2 separate regions of the Homo sapiens genome follow, and region 1 is linked to region 2. Evidence: read pairs that join two places in POLR2A ChIA-PET (ENCODE). Cell type or tissue: endothelial cell of umbilical vein. All regions are shown on one strand. Each heading gives the region's core, and the rest is flanking DNA. Links, peaks and the distances in the headings are about the cores only.

Region 1 (4,393 bases), core at 306-4,305, 63 kb after region 2:
TCATCATCAGCCCACCTCAGCCTCCCAAAGTGCTGGAATTACAGGCGTGAGCCACCGCGCCTGGCCAGAGATAAGCCTTTTAAAGAGGTGATTCAGTGAAAATGAGGCCATGATGGTGGGCCCTAATCCAATCTGACTGGTGTCCTTATAAGAAGAGGAAGTTTGGACATAGAGAGACACCTGGCCACGTGAGGACACAGCGAGAAGGCAAGAAGGCCTCTCTTCTTGGCTGGCAAGAAGAGAGGCCTTGGGAGAAACCAAATCTGCTGGCACCTTGATCTTGAACTTCTAGTCTCCAGAACTGGGAGACAGTGAATGTCTGCTGTTTAAGCCACGCGGTCTAAGGTATTCTGTTATGGTGGCCTGCAGCAAGTAATATAGTACTTAATTAGTAAACTCAAACCTCAACAGAGTGAGATTCAGTCTAAAAAAAAAATAAAATTAAAAGGCATACTAGGATTCTCTTCCTAGAGCCCCCCAAAAATCTCCTGAAATCAACCTGTCCGTCATCTCATATCCACCCCACCCCATTCCCCAAACGAGAACAAACAAATCCCACTGATCTCTTCTTTGGTTTCCCAGGCAGGCAGTTCTTAGCCTTACTATCTAAGGACCCTGCTGTTGGGCACCATCATCGGGAGGACATTGCTGATGTGGGAAACTGAAGCAAGTGCTCACCACATCAGCCCCTGCACAGCGCTGAGCTGCCTGGCCTGGCAGTATGTTGGTTCTTGCTTTCCCTGCTGACCCTCCTCTATCACTATGTGTGTCTGTAGTGTGTCTCTGTATTTCTCCTTTCCTTCAGCCCCGGTCTGTTACATTGCACAAAACAGGCAGTTTTAAATGTTTGTTAAATCACCACACATCTCTAATCAGTGCACATTCTGTACCTTCTAAAGAAGGCTCGGGGCGCGGTGTGTCACACCTGTCATCCCAGCACTTTGGGAGATGGAGGTGGGAGGACTGCTTGAGCACAGGAGTTCAAGACCAGCCTGGGGAGCCTAATGTGACCTCCCTTTCTACAAAAAAATTAAAAAATTGGCCAGGCTTGGTAGCTCCTGCCTGTAGTCCCAGCTACTCAGGAGGTTGAGGCGGGAGGATCACTTGAACCTGGGAAGTTAAGGCTGCAGTGAGCCGTGATCGTGCCACCACACTCCAGCCTGGGTGACAGAGCGAGACCCTGTCCTAAATCTAAAATCTAAAATAAAGGAGGCTCAGGGAGCAGCAGAGGCCTGTGGAGAAATGGGGTCCAGAGTCATTCTGAAGAGAGATCCAGAAACTGCTTCAGCATTTATCAGATGAAAGGTAAAGGGGGAGGTTAAGTCAAAGCTGCCTCCCATTCTTCCAGCCTGGGCAGTACCTCCATTAGATGGTAAGGCTAAGAACTGCCTGTCTGAAAAATGGAAGAAGAGATCAGTGGGATTTGTTTATTCTTGTTTGGGGAATGGGGTGGGGTGAATATGATGAGATTATGGACAGGTTGATTTCAGGAGACTTTTGGGGGCTCTAGAGAGAGGAACCTAGTACGCATTTATTTTATTTTTTTGAGACTGAGTCTTACTCTGTCGCCCAGGCTGGAGTGCAGTGGTGCAATCTCGGCTCACTGCAACCTCTGCCTCCCAGGTTCAAGCGATTCTCCTGCCTCAGCCTCCTGAGTAGCCAGGACCACAAGTGTCCATCACCATGCCCTGCTAATTTTTGTATTTTTTGTAGAGATGAGGTTTCACTATGTTGGTCAGGCTGGTCTCAAGCTCCTGACCTCAAGTGACCTGCCCACCTTGGCCTCCCAAAGTGCTAGGATTTGGGAGGCCACTACACCTGGCCTTACTATGCCTTTGGATAGTGAGTCTGGCTTTTTGTAGATGAGCCAGGGATCCATAGTGTCTCTAACACAGGCCAGGTACTAAGTTCTTTACTGCATCAACTCATTCCATCCCTATAACATCCCTATCAGAAGTACACTACTATTATAAGCCTCATTTTTTTTTTTTTGAAACGGAGTCTCGCTCTGTCTCCCAGGCTGGAGTGCAGTGAGCGTGATCCTGGCTCACTGCAAGCGCTGCCTCCTGGGTTCACGCCATTCTCCTGCCTCAACCTCCCGAGTAGCTGGGACTACAGGAGCCCACCACCACGCCCAGCTAATTTTTTTTTTTTATGTATTTTTAGTAGAGATGGGGTTTCACCATGGTAGCCAGGATGGTCTCGATCTCCTGACCTTGTGATCTGCCCGCCTCGGCCTCCCAAAGTACTGGGATTACAGGCGTGAGCCACCGTGCCCGGCCTATAAGCCTCATTTTACAGATGAGGGCAATGAAGCACAGAGATGTTAACTAACTTGCCAAGGTCACACAGCTGGTAAGGGACAGAAGAAAGGTCTGATTTAGGGCAGAGTCTGCTTTTTAATCACCAGGCTCTTTGCCTTTAACTACTGCCTCTTTAGGGAGAGGGAGAGAAGGAGAGAGGTGGGGGAGAGAGAGAGAGAGACAGAGAAAGGGCAATAACTCCATATAGATAGAAACTGAAGCTGTCACCCTACCCCCAAGAAGAGAGGCACATTTCTGTGGCTCCACTGTCCCAGTTTGCTTGCCTGTGGACAGCAGCGTCTCTAAGCCTAGGGATTGTTTTGCTGAGGCAGTGTGGCTACATTCCAGCCTTTTCCATGTCATTCTGTTAGGCTGGGGGAGCGATGACACTTCTACAGGATAGAGAGTAAACACATGGTTTGAGGCAGGTGGAGTTGCAGGCACGTGCCCTGCGTGTCCCTGCATCGTGCCTTGTCCGGGCGCTGGAGGAGGTGGGAAAGGGGGCAGCTTCAACTCTCACCTCATGGTGGGTGGGGCAGGAATATTGAACCTTGTGTGTCAGTGAAGAGAAAGCCCATTAGGCCAAGATCTGCAACATCATCATAGAAACCCACCCCATGTAGTAGTTACAGTTTAAGAGGAGCTTTTGTTCTGTCCCATGCTGATGAATTAATCATCAGGCTGGAGTGCAGAAGCAGAAAAAAATGAAACCAAATTGGTTTTCTTTTGGAGATCCATGGGTCCCTTCCCAGTGAAAGTTCTTTCCTCTGAAAATACATTTTGAGGGTGTTTTTTTTTTTTTTTTTTGGTTGTTTGTTTGTCCCTTTGCCTTGAAGTTTGTGAAATATTCCATAGCACTGTCCCTGCCAATTCTGCAGAAGTGTTGCTGTTGCTTAGAGCCTGTTCACAGCCAAGTGGGAGAGTTTCTCCATAAACTGCCATTTCAGTGAAAACACAGAAAATAAAATGCAATAAAGCAAATTACAAAGAGGGGGCACTGCTTAGCTCTGTGAATGTAGTGTGGCCTGATTTGCCCAGTCCTGCCTCTCTGACCTTGAGTTTATCTGTATTAGTTGGATATGCTAGTTTGCATATTGAGGCTTCCTTGCTCTCTTCTTTATAATTGAAGACCTATCATTGCTGGGAAAATATCCTGACTTCTTGATTTCTTTTCTAGGTCCTTTCACCCGACTCCCAAAAATCTGTCCTCAGGTAAGAAAGCCTTGATTAAACAAATTCCTTTACCAAGCAGTTGTTTTTAATATTGTTATTCTTCCCAGGTGGTTTTGCATTTTCAAAGAAGTGATGACGTGGCCTGGTGCGGTGGCTAATGCCTGTAATCCCAGCACTTTGGGGGGCCGAGGTGGGCAGATCACTTGAGGCCACGAGTTTGAGACCAGCCTGGCCAACACAGTGAAACGCTATCCCTACCAAAAAAAATACAAAAAAATTATCCGGGCATGATGGCGCGTGCCTGTAGTCGCTGCTACTTGGGAGGCTGAGGCAGGAGAATCGCTTGAACCCAGGAGGTGGAGGTTGCAGTGAGCTGAGATCACGCCACTGTACTCCAGCCTGGGCAACAGAGTGAGACCTTGTCTCAAAAACAAAAACAAACAAACAAAAAACCCCAAAGTGTCTGGGCACGGTGGCTCACACCAGTAATCCTAGCACTTTGGGAGGCTGAGGCGGGCGGATCAGCTGAGCTCAGGAGTTCAAGACCAGCCTGGGCCACATGGTGAAACCTCGTCTCTACTAAAAGTACAAAAAATTAGCTGGGCATGGTGGCATGCGCCTGGAATCCCAGCTACTTGAGAGGCTGAGGCAGGAGAACCGCTTGAATCCGGGAGGCAGAAGTTGCAGTGAGTCGAGTTCCACCATTGTACTCTAGCCTGGGTGGCAGAGCAAGACCCTGTTTCAATATAAATAAATAAATAAATAAACCCCAAAGAAGTTATGAGGTACTTCTCAAACTTTATACACAGATATATCACCTGAGTGTTAAGACGTAGATTTGAGTTAAGTGTCTGGCTTGGTGTCTGGGATTGTGTTTCTGACACCAGGCGATGCCACTGCTGCTGATCCGCAGACTA
Region 2 (4,393 bases), core at 118-4,117:
TATGAAGAAACTGGAATCCTCTTACGCTGTAGATGGGAATGCAAAATGGTGCAACCGCTATGAAAAATAGCATAGAGGTTCCTCAAAAAATTAAAGATAGGGCCGGGCGCAGTGGCTCATGCCTGTAATTCCAGCACTTCGGGAGGCCAAGGTGGGCGAATCACCTGAGGTCAGGAGTTCCAGACCAGCCTGACCAACATGGTGAAACCCCATCTCTACTAAAAATACAAAAAAAAAAAAAAAAAAAAAAAAAATTAGCTGGGGGCATGCCTGTAATCCCAGCTACTCAGAAGGCTGAGGCAGAAGAATCGATTGAACCCAGGAGGTGGGGGTTGCAGTGAGCCGAGATCGTGCCATTGCACATCAGCCTGGGCAACAAGAGTGAGACTCCTTCTCAAAAAAAAAAATTAATTAATTAATTAATTAAAAATAGAACTACCATATGACCCAGCAATTCAACTTATGGGTATTGATCCAAAAGGATTGAAACTGGAATCTCCAAGAGTTATTAACACTGCCATATTCATTGCAGAATTATTCATAATAGCCAAGATACAGAAACAGCCCAACTGTCCATTAGCAAATGAGTGGATAAAGAAAGTGTGGAATACACATGCAGTGGAATGTTATTATTCAGCCTTAGAAAAGAAGAAACTTCTGCAATATGGGACTACATGGATGAACTTTGAGACATTATGCTAAGTGAAATAAGCCAGTCACAGAAGAACAAATACTGCATGATTCCACTTAAAATTAGTATCTAAAATAGGCCAATTCATGGAATACAAAAGTGAAACGGTAGTTGCCAGGGGCTGGGGAAAGATCAATGGAAAGTTTCTTTTTTCTTTGTTTTTGAGACAGAGTCTTGCTATCTCACCCAGGCTGGAGTGCAGTGGTGTGATCTTGGCTCACTTCAAGCTCAACCTCTCAGGTTCAAGTGATCCTCCCGCCTCAGCCTCCCGAGTAGCTGGGATTACAGGTGCGCACCACCACACCTGGCTAATTTTTGTATTTTTAGTAGAGATGGGGTTTCACCATGTTGGCCAGGCCAGTCTCAACTCCTGACCTCAGGTGATCCACCTGCTTCAGCCTCCCAAAGTGCTAGGATTACAGGCATGAGCCACTATGCCCGGCCTCAATGGAAAGTTTCTAATCAACAGGCATAAAGTGTCAGTTAAGCAAGATGAATGAGCCCTAGAGACCTGCTGTACAACACTGTACTTATATTTAGCAATACTGTATTGTATACTTGAAAACGTATTAAGAGGGTAGCTTTCATGTTAAGTATTCTTACCACAATAAAGTTATTCTTTTTTTTAAGTGTGCCACAAATTGAGGAGTATGATTAAATCTACCTTTGGAACCCGAGTTCCAAAATGAAATAAAATAAATCCAACATAAAAATTTTAAATGCTTTAACTATTAAAAATACTATTAAGGCAAATTTTACAAGAGGTAAGATTCAGTTATCATGGAGACTAAGTTAAGATTTTCAGTTCCTAGAGAATTTTTTCCTCCAGAACTGAAAGCTAGCTCACAGGGGTATCTTTTGTCCATTTGTTTTTTGAGACAAGGTCTCACTCTGTCTCCCAGGCTGGAGTGCAGTGGCATGGTCTCAGCTCACTGCCTCCCAGACTTAAAGGAACTTCCCACCTCAGTCTTCCAAGTAGCTGGGACTACAGGCGCACACTACCATGCCCAGCTAATTTTTGTATTTTTTGTAGAGACGAGGTCTTGCCATGTTGCCCAGGCAGGTCTCGAGCTCCTGGGCTTAAGCGATCCACCCGCCTTGGCCTCTCAAAGTGCTAGGATTACAGGCATGAGTCACCGCATCTGGCCTTTCGTCAAATTTAACCTTGCCTGTCTTGTTCATTATTAAACCTCCAGTCCAGGCATAGTGCCAGCACAGAGTCAACTCTAATAAATATTTGATGAATAAGTCCATATCAAAACAAAATGCAAGCTGCTTCCATTCTGTAATTCCGCATTTTGCTAATGAAAGGATATTTGAGTCATAGAAATCAGCAAAGTAGGTAGTATTTGTTGTTCATTCATGGAGATGATAGGTGAGAACCTCAGATTTTAGGCTTGGCCAAGATCTCAGTCTGTTAAAACTGGACAAAGATGGAAAGTTTCTAATTGAGTAGGCATGGAAGCCAGAGATGCTAGCAAAGTCCCTTTAGGGCAGCCAGAATGACCCTTATGAAGGGCAGTCATAATTTTGATCATGTCACGTTCATGCTGGAGAAAGAGTGAGCCAACTATGAAATGGCCACTGGGACAAATATGGTCTTAGGTGGTCAATCTACGGACCCCTAGATTTGAAAGACCATAACAGACTCTTGTCTGAGGATGTCAGCTGAAGCCTCAAACCGAGAATATAAGTGACAAGTGACAAGCCGCTGACATTTCAAAGTGAGGAGTAAAGGCAACCCCACATAACTTGCTAAGAGGTGGCAGGACCAATTCTCTGACCTGGAACCCATTCCTTTCCTGCAGGCTGTCAAGGGGAAAGGGAGGATCCATAGGCACATCAGAGCAATCCTTTCTGTGAAGAGTGTGGTTAGCTTGTGGGGAAGGGATGATTTTCCACCCCACCCCTCCAACTCAAGGCAAGTAACTCTGCTTCCAAAGAAGCCCACCTGGAATGTGGGTGTTGCCTGCCAGTAAGGGAGAAACCCTGGATGCCAGGGTCAAGCCTGAGGAAGTCCAGGAGATGGCTAGCGGAAGGCAGGCCTGCGAGGGGGAGTTATGGGAAGGAGAAGGACTTGTACATTTTATTTTTGCTCTCTGTTCTTTGTCTTCTTCTTCTTCTTTTGAGATGAAGTTTCGCTCTTGTTGCCCAGGCTGGAGTGCAATGGTGCAGTCTCAGCTCACTGCAACCTCCACCTCCTGGGTTCAAGCAATTTTTCTACCTCAGCCTCCCAAGTAGCTGGGATTACAGGCGCCTGCCACCATGCCCAGGTAATCATTTTTGCTCTTTTTTCTATTTAATTGTTTTTCTTAATTGTGAATATGTATTACTTTTGTAATTTTTTTTTTTTTTTTTGAGATGGAGTCTCACTCTGTCACCCAGGCTGGAGTGCAGTGGCACAATCTTGGCTCACTGCAACCTCTATCTCCCAAGTTCAAGCGATTCTCCTGCCTCAGCCTCCCAAGTTGCTGGGATTACAGGTATGTACCACCATGCCCGGCTAATTTTGTATTTTTAGTAGAGATGGGGTTTCTCCATTGGTCAGGCTGGTCTCAAACTCCTGACCTCAGGTGATCCACCCACCTCGGCCTCCCAAAGTGCTGGGATTACAGGCATGAGCCACCGCACCTGGTTGAGATCGGATGTTTTTAAAAAAGGGGAGTTTCCCTGCACAAGCTTCTCTCTCTTTGCTTGCTGCCATTGCACGTAAGATGTGACCTGCTCCTCCTTGCCTTCTGCCGTGATTATGAGGCCTCCCCAGCCATGTGGAACTAACACTTCAGTTCTGGAAGATCAAGATGAAGATAAGTCCCCAAAGAAAAATACTCCTTGGCAGATAAGTAATGGAACATCATTTGTGATCATCTCCAGAAAGAGGCCATCAGAAGGAAACTACCAAAAAGAAAAAGACTTGTATATTCAATATTTTAACCAGGGGTCTGAATCAGATCAGTTGGAATTTGTGGAACATCTTATTTCACGAATGTGTCATTATCACCATGGACGTATCAACTCTTACCTGAAGCCCATGTTGCAGCAGGACTTTATTACTGCTTTACCCGAGCAAGGCTTAGATCACATAGCAGAAAACATTCTTTTGTACCTGGTTACCAGGTCTCTGTGTGCAGCAGAGCTGGTATGTAAAGGATGGCAGGGATTGATCTCAGAATGAATGCTTTGGAAGAAGCTGATTGAACGAATGGTACACACTGATCCCCTATGGAAAGGACTTTCAGAAAGAAGAGGGTGGGATCAGTACCTGTTTCAAAACAGACCCATATCTAGCCCTCCAAATTCATTTTATAGGTCATTATACCCAAACATTATCCAGGATATAGAGACTATAGAATCCACCTAGCGGTGTGGCCGACACAGCTTGCAGAGGATTCAGTACCACTCTGAAAATAGTAAAGGTGTCTATGGTTTACAGTACGATGATGAAAAAATTATCAGTGGCCTACAAGATAATTAAGATTTGGGATAAAACCAGCCTGGAATGTTTGAAAGTGTTAATGGCCACACAGGTTCTGTCCTCTATCTGCAGTAGGATGAGCGTGTCATTGTAACTGGCTCTTCGGATTCTACGGTGAGAGTGTGGGAAGTGAACACGGGTGAAGTTCTTAACACATTAATCCACCACAATGAGGATGTACTGCACTTACGCTTCAGCAGTGGACTGATGGTGACCTGTTCCAAGGA

The links. Peaks named below come from ENCODE experiments on the same cell type or tissue, not always from the same donor. Only the 100,000 strongest peaks of a DNase experiment are listed, where the experiment ranks them.
Region 1: POLR2A ChIA-PET joins it to region 2 with 6 read pairs; 2 of 35 experiments call an interaction of 5 or more read pairs at or near these places.

The regions. Positions count from the first base shown.
Region 1 is chr21:31,565,128-31,569,520 of GRCh38, reverse strand. No RefSeq gene overlaps it. Among named protein-coding and RNA genes, the nearest start is that of TIAM1-AS1, 8.1 kb to the right of the region's middle. In endothelial cell of umbilical vein, for the core only: no CTCF peak of the experiment used is centred there; no DNase peak of the experiment used is centred there.
Region 2 is chr21:31,627,735-31,632,127 of GRCh38, reverse strand. It overlaps the pseudogene FBXW11P1. Among named protein-coding and RNA genes, the nearest start is that of SOD1, 30 kb to the left of the region's middle. In endothelial cell of umbilical vein, for the core only: no CTCF peak of the experiment used is centred there; a DNase peak (open chromatin) is centred at 1,897.